Regions from separate parts of the Homo sapiens genome. Here region 2 is linked to region 1. Evidence: chromatin contacts called from ENCODE Hi-C or POLR2A ChIA-PET data. All regions are on one chromosome and are shown on one strand. The core of a region is the stretch at or near the end of the contact, and the rest is flanking DNA. Distances in the headings are between cores, read along the strand shown. Region 1 overlaps IL1R2 (interleukin 1 receptor type 2). Region 2 has its middle 72 kb from the start of IL1R2.

The links. A loop is a pair of places that touch in the nucleus more often than their neighbours do. ChIA-PET counts read pairs that join two places held with the same protein, here RNA polymerase II (POLR2A). Pooled maps may share reads with other maps.
Region 2: a map of mammary epithelial cell shows a loop between it and region 1 (2.7-fold over the local background). The contact joins two enhancer-like sites. A Hi-C loop is called at or near these places in 32 of 168 maps with a recorded cell type or tissue (CD14-positive monocyte, Caco-2, GM12878 and 19 more), 3 of 37 single-sample maps with no recorded cell type and 33 of 50 pooled maps. POLR2A ChIA-PET finds 5 or more read pairs at or near these places in 18 of 52 experiments (A549, AG04450, BJ and 12 more).

What each region holds. Positions count from the first base shown.
Region 1 is chr2:102,024,895-102,030,000 of GRCh38, forward strand. IL1R2 (interleukin 1 receptor type 2) reads left to right here. Exons shown (of 9, transcript NM_004633.4): 8 at 1,217-1,359; 9 at 3,332-3,650. The coding sequence ends at 3,498. Among named protein-coding and RNA genes, the nearest start is that of IL1R2, 35 kb to the left of the region's middle. Within about 2 kb of position 2,562, at least 7 of the 41 ENCODE cell types and tissues checked have a DNase peak (open chromatin) inside an H3K27ac peak, as active enhancers do; they include heart right ventricle, mammary epithelial cell and prostate gland, where a contact is called at or near this core.
Region 2 is chr2:102,061,703-102,066,808 of GRCh38, forward strand. No RefSeq gene overlaps it. Among named protein-coding and RNA genes, the nearest start is that of IL1R2, 72 kb to the left of the region's middle. Within about 2 kb of position 2,034, at least 31 of the 41 ENCODE cell types and tissues checked have a DNase peak (open chromatin) inside an H3K27ac peak, as active enhancers do; they include heart right ventricle, mammary epithelial cell and prostate gland, where a contact is called at or near this core.

The DNA of each region.
Region 1 (5,106 bases), core at 1,312-3,811:
TGTTGCATTTTGTAGCTGTTTCATTAAACATTGATCCTTTTATTTTCGCAAGTTAAAAAATATTTTGGAGTTCATATCTTTCCATTTTCCACTCTGCAACCTGACTATCAAACATTTTCATAAACCCTTAAAAAGACCCTGAGACCTAGCCACAGTATCTATAGTACCTCTTCTGTTTCTCAGGGAGCTGTGGGCTGCCACAATCTCTAAGGGAGGTTAATAATTAAAAAAAAGAAAGAATTCAGTTCTCATAAGCAGTCATCTCTAGAAAATGTTTTCTTACTCTGAGACTCGAACAATCAGACCTTTTGTAAGTGGGAACTTGTTGCCTGTGAGGGAGACCATTCAACATTCCAAATTGTAACTCTTTTTAAAATTACAGTTTTGATACTTTGAATTAGCCTGAGCTTTTGCTTGCCAAATGGTTGTGTTTTTTGAAAGACTTATCACAAAAGATCTTTCTGGATGTAATTTAGTGGATAAAAACTATGTGTGGGTAGCACAATCATGTGCTTGCAAGTTCTCATTGCAAAAGACCTGGCCACAACTAAATGCCCATCTCAGCTTACTCATATGATCCACTTACTTAAAGGAACCTATATTCCCCCTACAAATAGAACAAAAATATTCCTAGTGGATCCACTCATCTGTGTTTTTATTCACACTAACAGTTAGTAGTGAGGTGTCTACAGATTCCTCTAACACTATAAATGGCAGCTATCCTGGCCACAGCCATTCCCCTGGGCTGTCTGCAGGTTTCCAGAGTGAGAGTCAGCAGTAGAGATGAGAAGAGACGGCACCACTGAGGGCTGGAGTCCTGGAAACTCCCTGCCCTTCAATATACAAGTGATTTAATGGTGAGGGACTCAAGTTTCCTCAAACTAGACGTTTCTGTTCCCATGACTGTTTTTTTTTGTTGTTGTTGTTCATTAAGAGACTTAAAAGATGAACTTCCCCATTATCTAACCCTGTAGTGTAACAACTGTTTGATGCCAGTGACCGCCAACTTCAGTGACACTAAGGCCTTCAGGGACAGGCTTAGAAACTGTCCCAAATGAATCACAAGTATGGTGGCAAGAGCTCCTAACTTTATGAAACTTGAAAACAATAAAAGCGCAATGGGTACTTCTAAAGGAGAGTGTTTAGATGTCTACATTGTGAAAGACAAGCTTGCATTCGATACAATCATAATTAAGTGAATGTTTTTTTAACTCAGGGAATATTCAGAAAATAATGAGAACTACATTGAAGTGCCATTGATTTTTGATCCTGTCACAAGAGAGGATTTGCACATGGATTTTAAATGTGTTGTCCATAATACCCTGAGTTTTCAGACACTACGCACCACAGTCAAGGAAGGTATGTATGTATTTTGGGGAGCACTATAGGAGAATATAACATGTTGAATGTTCCATGGATACTAGACAAATCTACTTGTTCTCCAAATGATTCCATAGAAATTCCCTTGCATTGTCTGCTAGTGGAGAGCTGAAAAGAAACCTCCCATTTTTAAAGAGTTTTGGTAGGGTGGAGGCTGGACTTTGGGAGATTATACTCAAATGAAAAATTTAAATAGCAAGCTGATTTTTGGAAAATGGATGAAATGGTTCTACAGTAAACTTCGAAATACTCTGTCTGCATGTGGCTCTGCCTTGGGTCACTAATCAGCTGTCTTCGCATGGCCTCTAGAAGAGGGTGGATTGTTCTTTATCCTGAAGATGAGAAACTTCATCCTCTAAGAGCTGGGGATTGGGAGCTACCCAGGGTTCAGGGCAGCTTTAGGGTCAAAGTCATTATATGACCGGAAATAGGTACAAGGCTACAGCCAAATCAACCCAGTGTTCATTTAAGGACATTTAAAAAGAAGAAGAGGAAAACCCACATTATCATTTTTGATTAAATTGATTTCATATCAATGTTTAATTGTTGAGCAGGAGGGAGAGCTGCCTTGAATGTAGTCTCTGTTGACAGCCTGTAGCTAATGGCAGGCAAGCCAAAGTGATTCCCAGCATCTCAGTGATGGCTCGTGGACAATCTTACAGCAATAACATAAATACAAATTGCTCCAGGTCTCCATGTTTTGCTGGGGAGGCAGCCACAAACACAGTGTAAACTGGAAAGCCAATGATGTGTTCCAGCCTCAGGACAGGGAATGGCACCCAACTTTCCTCCAACTGTGCGCTGTGCACCACCAGCCTCACACTCACCTGAGCCACTGGTCACAAACACAGATCTCAGGACTTACTCCAGATCCACCCTGTCAAATATTCCTAGGGAGAGGCTGCAGCCTGTGACACAAAAAGCTCCTTTCACAGTGAAGTTTGAGAATGAGGGCACACATGTGAAGGGTGGCGTTTCAGATCATTTCCAGATGAGCAGGCTGGGAGAGATGGTGGTTGTACACATTTACCCACAAAAATCAGAATGTTCCCTCTCGGGGTCAGATTAGTGAGCCCAAGGAACCTGTGGTTTGTCTGGCCCTGATGCTGGGAACCTTTAAAATTTTCCATAACATGAGCCTTGTCCCTGCATGTGGCTGGCCGTGACTGATCCAGGGAACACAGGCTGTAAGTCTTTCACCAGGACTGAGAGGTGTATTCAAACAGCTGCCCAGAATATTACAGCTGAACTTATTTCTAATCTTTGTGGGGTTTTAAAATGTGAGAATCCTCTGGAGCAACAGGCTGAGGTCATGTCGATTCCTGGATGACTAAACAGACTGTGATAGATAATAGCTTAAAAATGCAGGATTCTAGTCTCATCAACAATGTGTCTGATAACACTCTGTTCTCACATTTGCTTTTTAACTTTTTATTCAGAGTCTCTTCCTGTATTTCCATAACACAGAGACGCCAAGGAGCAGAACATAAAATAGCTGGACCCAAGCAATCGTGTTGGCCCCTGCAGCTCCATTATTCAAAATTTATTTTCCTTTGCTACTTCCTTTGATCCTCATGACACCCATGCTCATTAGAAAAGGGCAGATTGTTCCTGGCTCTGTCACAGTTGGCCAACTGTGACATAAACAGACAGCATCTTAAACGCACAGTGTCCCACTGTTGGAACAAAGTTAAACCCTCAGCACTTGCCCACTTACCCTACGATGTTTCTAACAGATTTTGCCCTATCACGCTCGTTTCTCTAATGCCACAGACATCACTCTCAAATATCCTCCATGTTGGTGTGAGGGATGTGCTTTCTGAAAATCAATGCACATTTATCAAGAAAAACAAACTCCAATTTCTTTCTTATCTTGTACACCTGCATTGCCCTGTCCTCTTGTACAGTGAGAGACTGTTCAGCTCCTGATGTGACTCTGTTCTTCCCACAGCCTCCTCCACGTTCTCCTGGGGCATTGTGCTGGCCCCACTTTCACTGGCCTTCTTGGTTTTGGGGGGAATATGGATGCACAGACGGTGCAAACACAGAACTGGAAAAGCAGATGGTCTGACTGTGCTATGGCCTCATCATCAAGACTTTCAATCCTATCCCAAGTGAAATAAATGGAATGAAATAATTCAAACACAAACTCCGTACGTCTTCTCTTATGGAAGTGGCTGTGTCTTTTTGAGGGACTCTGTTCTTTGCCTCAGTTGTCTACCAAAGGTGCCACATTTATAGTGGCTTTGTAGTAAAGGACTAAAGTCTTACATTCTGTTTTTTTTTTCCCTAAAAATCAGTGACAACAGTAGATGTGCCTGTGAGTGGGTGTGAGTAGCTGTCTGCTACTTGTGACCTATTTAACAGAATGAGGTGCTCTTAGGCCTGCATGAGAGTGGAAAACATCTACATGAGTTTTGACATTCATTCAACAAAAACATATTATGAGTCTATTTTGACTAGACTCTATGGGAGATGTTGTACATACAGTGATGGTTAAGACATAGTTTGCCTTTCAGGAAGCTGGTTGTTCATTTTGAGACTGAAAAGAATAATTTAGTGCTAAAGCAGAAGAATCAGCAAGAATTGGTGAACTTTTTTGGAAAGGGCTATCCAAAAAATAGCAATTAAAAATACACACATTGGAATGTATTAGTGAACTGAGAATTAGACCCAACTTCATAACAACATGTCTGAAAATAGAAGGAAGGGCATTAAAAGAATTGTAGACAAACTGAATAAAATGTACCCAGAGCCTCTTTCATATCATATACCAAAAATAAAATCCAGATAGATAAATGAGTTCAATTAAAAAAAAAAAAACTCCAATGGCAGGAAAATCAGCACGGCTGGTGACTCCACCTTTCAGGTCTCTGTTCAAATGTGACCTTCCCAGAGGGAAGGTCCCCAGAGAGGACCTTCCTTCCTCTCTGTCCCCTCACCCTGCTTTGTACCATTGTAGCTTTTATCACCACCAGACCTTCCAGTATAGATTTGCTTGTTGATTTTCAATTTATGTTTCCCACCCAAATGGAAGACCCATGAGGTCAGAGAGATTATTTTGGTCCCAGCTGTATTTCCAGTACCTCAAAGCAGGCATTTAATGAATATTTGCAGAATAAATGAAGATGGGATGAACTCTCTCTTGTTCATTACCAAAAGACTTGCAAGAGTAAAGGTGAGTAGGCTTAATTACATTATAATTTCTGCACAACAAAATAACAAAAGCAAGGTTTAGACAAAATTGTGTCAGACAAGTTCAAGGAATGAGTAACTATCATGTGTAGAGTTATTCAAAGTCATAGAAAAGGCATGTGTCTTAGTCTTTTTGGGCTGCTACAACAAAATACCATAACTAGGGTGGCTTGTAAACAACAGAAATTTATTTCTCACAGTTTTGGAGGTTGAGAAGTCCAAGATCAAGGTGCGAGCAGATTTGGTGTCTGGTGAGGGCCCACTTCCTGGCTAATAGACGGCAGCCCTCCTGACTTAATCACCTCCCAAGGGCCACAACTCCTAATACCATTGTATTGGAGGTTAGGGTTTCAACATATGAATTTTGGGAGGACACAAACATTCAGTTTATAGTAGCATCATCACCCTACAGATGAAAAAATGTGAGTAGGGGATTGCAGAAGAGACACACATAAAGGAACTCATGGAAAAATGACACTTTCAGTAAGAACCAGGGGATGTAAATTAGAGCAAATTTGAGATACCAGTGCA
Region 2 (5,106 bases), core at 784-3,283, 36 kb after region 1:
GGAAGCCCACCCCAGGCAGATAGGGCCAGGCATGCAGAGGTTTCTCTCTTGTTATAGAAGTATCTACATTATATAAATACACACACATATATCATATATATTTTATGTATATATAACATATGAAATATGCTTCTTGGCCTACAGTGTCTAAAATATTTACTATTTTAGAAATGTTTGCCTCTCCCAGTGCTACCTGATTATGGCTGTGCGTTACATGACCCTATAAAGATTTAACTGCTTTTAATAACAATAAACAATAATATTAGCTACCATTTATTGAGGCTCAGAAAGGTTGAGTAACTTGCCTAAAGTCACACAGCTAGTAAATGGCAGAGCGGGATCTTGCAGTGATGGTTTCGAGGGAGAGGAGAATCACTGACAGACTTGGTTCCTGCCATGCAGATGCAGGCGTCCCCTGGGACTTCAGCTTCTCCAGGGCCACCCTCACTCCAGAACTGCTGGTCAGCTCTGTGACCCATCTCTCCTCATGAGCTTGCTCTGGGGTGGCTGCCAAAGCTTCTTTTTAATTATTATGGTCATGCGTGAGAACACTGGGGCCAGAAGCTTCTATTTTTCCAGCGTTTTCTTTCCTGTGGGGCCTCCCAGCTTCAGCCATTCCTTTGTAACTTGGCTGACACCCCTCCAGTTTCCACTTCACTTCATGGGTTCAGAGAAGAGACCATGGTTGCTAAGCCCTGCTGAGTGTCATTTCTGGTGTGTCAGAGTTGACAATTCTCCTGCTTCTTGACTACTCCTGACTCATCTTTACAGAACAGACACATCTCACTTCTTGAGCATCACTGAAGAATGTTCTGTAAAGTAAAATTTCCAGGAAACAGAGCTTACTGCTCAGAACACTCAACTTTAGAAACTTGGAACTATTTTGCACATTAATCTTTGCAGAATCAATTTCACCATGGCTTGCACTCTGAAGCAGAGCTCATGGCACACATTTAACCTTTTCTGAAAACTTAGTACACCCACGCATTCTTAAGCAGAGGTCATTGCATACATTTAATCTTTTCTTGGTAACTTAACACGTCCATTGAAAACAGTAGTGATTATGTATGCCGCAGCAGACAGACAGCATGAGATGGTGGTGACCTTAAGAAATTTATATAAGATCTTGAGGTTTCTGACTCTTCATCTGTGAATGGGGAAAAGAGTAGTTCTGAACCTGTGGGATTAGGGGAGGGGGAAATGAGATAATACATGGAAAGCCCTTGGCATGAGGCTTGGCACATAGTGCCCTAGGATCCCCTGGCAGGAGCGTCTTAAACGTGATTGCTAGGGCCCCATCCAAGGCCAGCCAGATCAATATCTCCAGGGCTGCTGCTGCTCCAGCATCGAGGCTTCTGTTTTCATCTGAGCTCAGCTGCAGCTCTAGTTGGCAACCAGAGATTCTAGGTGTGTCCAGGTGTTTGCCCCAACACTAAATTCCCCATCCTGCTGAAGCTTTGAGAGTTCATATTTTCTTTTTGGAGTTCTTTTCTGCCTCCTCCGTTTCCTAATGCTCTTACAAGCAGCTGATATTTACTAAGGGCCAGTCTCCTAGGCACTGACTGCACTGAGCACTTTGATCAAACACTTTTGTGACTCTTTCACCTTCACCCCAACCTGGTCCCAGGTGGCCACAGTGTTGTTCTCAGGGCCGTGCAGGTGCCCATAGGGTGCATGCCCCTTAAATTTGGGGCCTTAGGCACCTGCTTGCCTTCCCCTAGTTCCAGCCCCAGCCCACCGAGCCCCTGCTCTATTTTCCCCCCTTCATTCTCCACCAGAGTCAGAATCCACGTGGTTTTCTCACTGGTGTGCCAGCCCTTAGAACTGTGCTTGCACACAGTAGGTACTCATGAGTGCATGAGCAAGCGAGTGAGCCCCACAGGGACCCTGTGCATTAGGTTCCATCATTATGCATCATTCCTCTTTTCAGATGAGGAAGCTGAGGCACTCACAGGCTAAATAATTTGCCCAAGGTCCTCAGTAAGTGGAGGCTCCACCCTGGCTCTGAGGTCTTGGCCCTCGCAGACTGCTTCCTGATTCTGTCACTTTGGCTGCCCTGAGACGCTCTGGCTTGCAAAGGGCTCCTCAGTCCGGGAAACCAGTCAACATATTTCTAAAAGGAATTGTGTGATAAGTAAGAGGCCCTGAGTATCTAGGGAGTGTTTTCTCCCTCCCTTTTCCTAACAAGATAAGCCCCGCTATTATTTTCCAACAGATAAAACTGTGAGCTGAGGAAATTTGAAATTTTCTTAATTCTCAGCCCAGTTCTTGACCCAGTTCCTGTTATCCACCACCCAGCAGTGGTGTTTGTCCCTGGGCTGCTGGTTGCCTCTGATGGCTCATTTAGCCTCAGGGAAAGGTGGAAGAAAATGAAAACATCCCAGAGGGAGAGTTAGGCCTCCCAAGAGCGAGTGGCTGCCCCCCTCCAGCTCACAGGTATCTGGCCAGGGTGGGGGCACCGCTGTGTTGTAGACATGCTCCTTAAAGAGTGCTTTGTTCCCACTTGGAGTAGGGGACCCTCCCTCATAGGGCTGTGGCCTCTCTGCCAGCCAGGAAGGGCCTGAAGTCTGATGGAGGAGGGCATCTGAGGACAGGGTCTGAGAGTACACGGTGTGCTGGCCTGCTCTGTGGCTGGGGTCCTTGGGCGACTGCAGGCTGAGGCTGCTCAGCAGTGAGGAATGCTGAGTCAAGAGGATGAACAGCTTCTTTCTGAGAAGCCAGGGTGATCGCTGAGTCATGCCACTCTTGGCTAACACATGTGCAGCCTGCCCGGGGCTTTAGGGCTGAGCATAACCAGTCCTGCTTTTTATCTTCTCTTTCTCAACCCCATCTCTTCTTCAGGAAACATTTACCAGATGTGTGGCTTGAGTGTCCATTCCCGCAACAAAAACGCTCTGCAGTAAAGCTCCGAGATGGCTGTGTTTGTGTTGGACTGCTCTAGATGGTAACTTTGAACTGTGTCTTTCTGCTACTGCCTAGCTGCCTCCTTGCTCTCAGGGAAAGAGCTTCATTTTATTGCAAACGTATGATTAAAGTCATACATGGTCAATATTCTGAACTTTCTATCAGTTCTTAGCATCCCCACGAGGAAGCCTGGCTAATAATGGTGTAAACACAGTGATGGGGCTGTGTGGACTCTGAACTCGCTTCCAGGAATCTCTGAGCTGGGAGTCTGGTGACATGAATTCCATGTGCCGTGTTTTATTCATACCGCCCTGAAGTAAGAGCCATAGAGTTTAACCCCCTACAGAGTGGCTTGTTTCTAATTGATAGGGCTGATTGCCCATCATGAGGGTGGGCCTTTTTTATTGGACTTATTAAGAGACAATAGACTATGTGCATGCAGCCCAGAGTGCATAGAGCAATTTTGAGCCAGTCACGGACACGGAGAGCGGAGGGGAAGGGATAATGGGGCCGTGAGAGGCTCTCCTGCCCTAGGGTACCTCTCTTCCCTGGTATCATGCCCTCATTTCATGGTTGAGGAGAGGAGGAGGTAATGGGATCAGGGAGAGGGTGCACTTGGGAAGAAGAGGGTATATTTCTGGGAAGCCTCATGTAACATGAATGTGTGGTGCAGAGGGCCTGGAGGAAAGTCGCAGTGACTTTGGTATGGGGCAGAGAAGATCATGAACATGGGCACTGTGATAGTGGGGCTGACTTGATACCACCCGCTCCCACTGCCCTCCCACCGCCCTCCCTGTTCTCCAGCTTGTTTGAGGAGTGGTCTGAGCCCTCACCATGTCAATGCTTCACAGCTTCTCCCAACGTCTCAGTGCTGTTGCGTCTGCCTTCTGAAGCGTGTTAAATGTGCATTTCCCTCCGTGTCCACTGCCTTAGCCTGGAGCCCCTTCATCAAGCCCCGGGGACTGTTGTTCCAGCTACTAACTGGTCTCCCTGCCTCTACTTTCCCCTGCTCCAACCCTCTCCCAGCTTCCTAGACAGGGCATCTTTCTGAAGCACAGATCCCTCCTGACAGAGTCTTCCGTGGGAGAAAAAATTAACAACCTGTTATCAAGCATGGCCCCTGAGCCTTTGTCCCCCTGCGGAATGGGGCAGATCCCACTCAGAGGGCAGCACCCTTCCCAGGTTGCTCAAGACCCCTCATCCCCACTTAAGGGGACTAGGGGATTGCATGTGCGGGGCAGGGGCACTGCAGGGAGCACCTGGAGGAGTCCTAACCAGCAGCACCTCACTGGTGCTACACTGCCCAGCTGCTCTCGGTGAGTCAGCACACTGTGGTTGAGCAATGCGAGCCCAGAGGCAGAGTCCAACGTGCTTTGCAGGACTTAGAGGCATTTCCCGGACTCGCGGAGACCTACCTTTCTATTGACTCTCTCTATTTTTTTTTTTTAAACAGTGGCCACCACCCTCCCCCAACCTTGTGCCTTTCCTGGAGCCCCGTCTGCTTTTTTCCTTGCATGTTTTGCACATGCTGTTGGCTTCTGCCATGTGCTTCGTCCTCTTCTCTGTCCAGTGCAGCCCTTTCTGACTTTTCAGTCCCTGCCCAGCTGCAAAGTCTTCCTTCACCCCTTGGGTGCTTTGTGCGCTTGTTTGTTGTAGTGCTTCTCAGGTCTTGTTTTATTTTCTCAATCTGATTTTTAAAGATGAACTTATTTTGTTCTAATTCACAAACAAGAAAATGCACCTGTTTTAAGTGTGCAGTTTGACGAATTTTGAAAAATGTATAGACCTGTGTAATAACCACAACAGGCAAGATATAGGATATTTCTAACCCCTCAAAAGATTCCCTTCTGCCCCTTCCTGGTCAATTCCCCTTACCCCAGTCCTACAAAATTATTGGTTTGATTTCTATCATTATAGATTTGAAGGTCTTTCCTGGAGCTTCATATAAATGGAGCATAGAGTACGTGCTTGTGTGTGTCTAGTTTCTTGCACTCAGAATGATGTTTTGGGATTCATCCATGTTGTGTGCGCCAGTAGATCATGAGCACTATTCAATTGTGTGACTGTGCCACAGTTAGTTTACCAGTTCTCCTGCAGCTTGGGCACTTTCTAATTTTGGGCTATTATTTTTAAACTTACTCTGCAGTACAGCTGTTTCATGGGCAGATATTTTTATTCTCTTGAGTAGACACCTAGGAATGG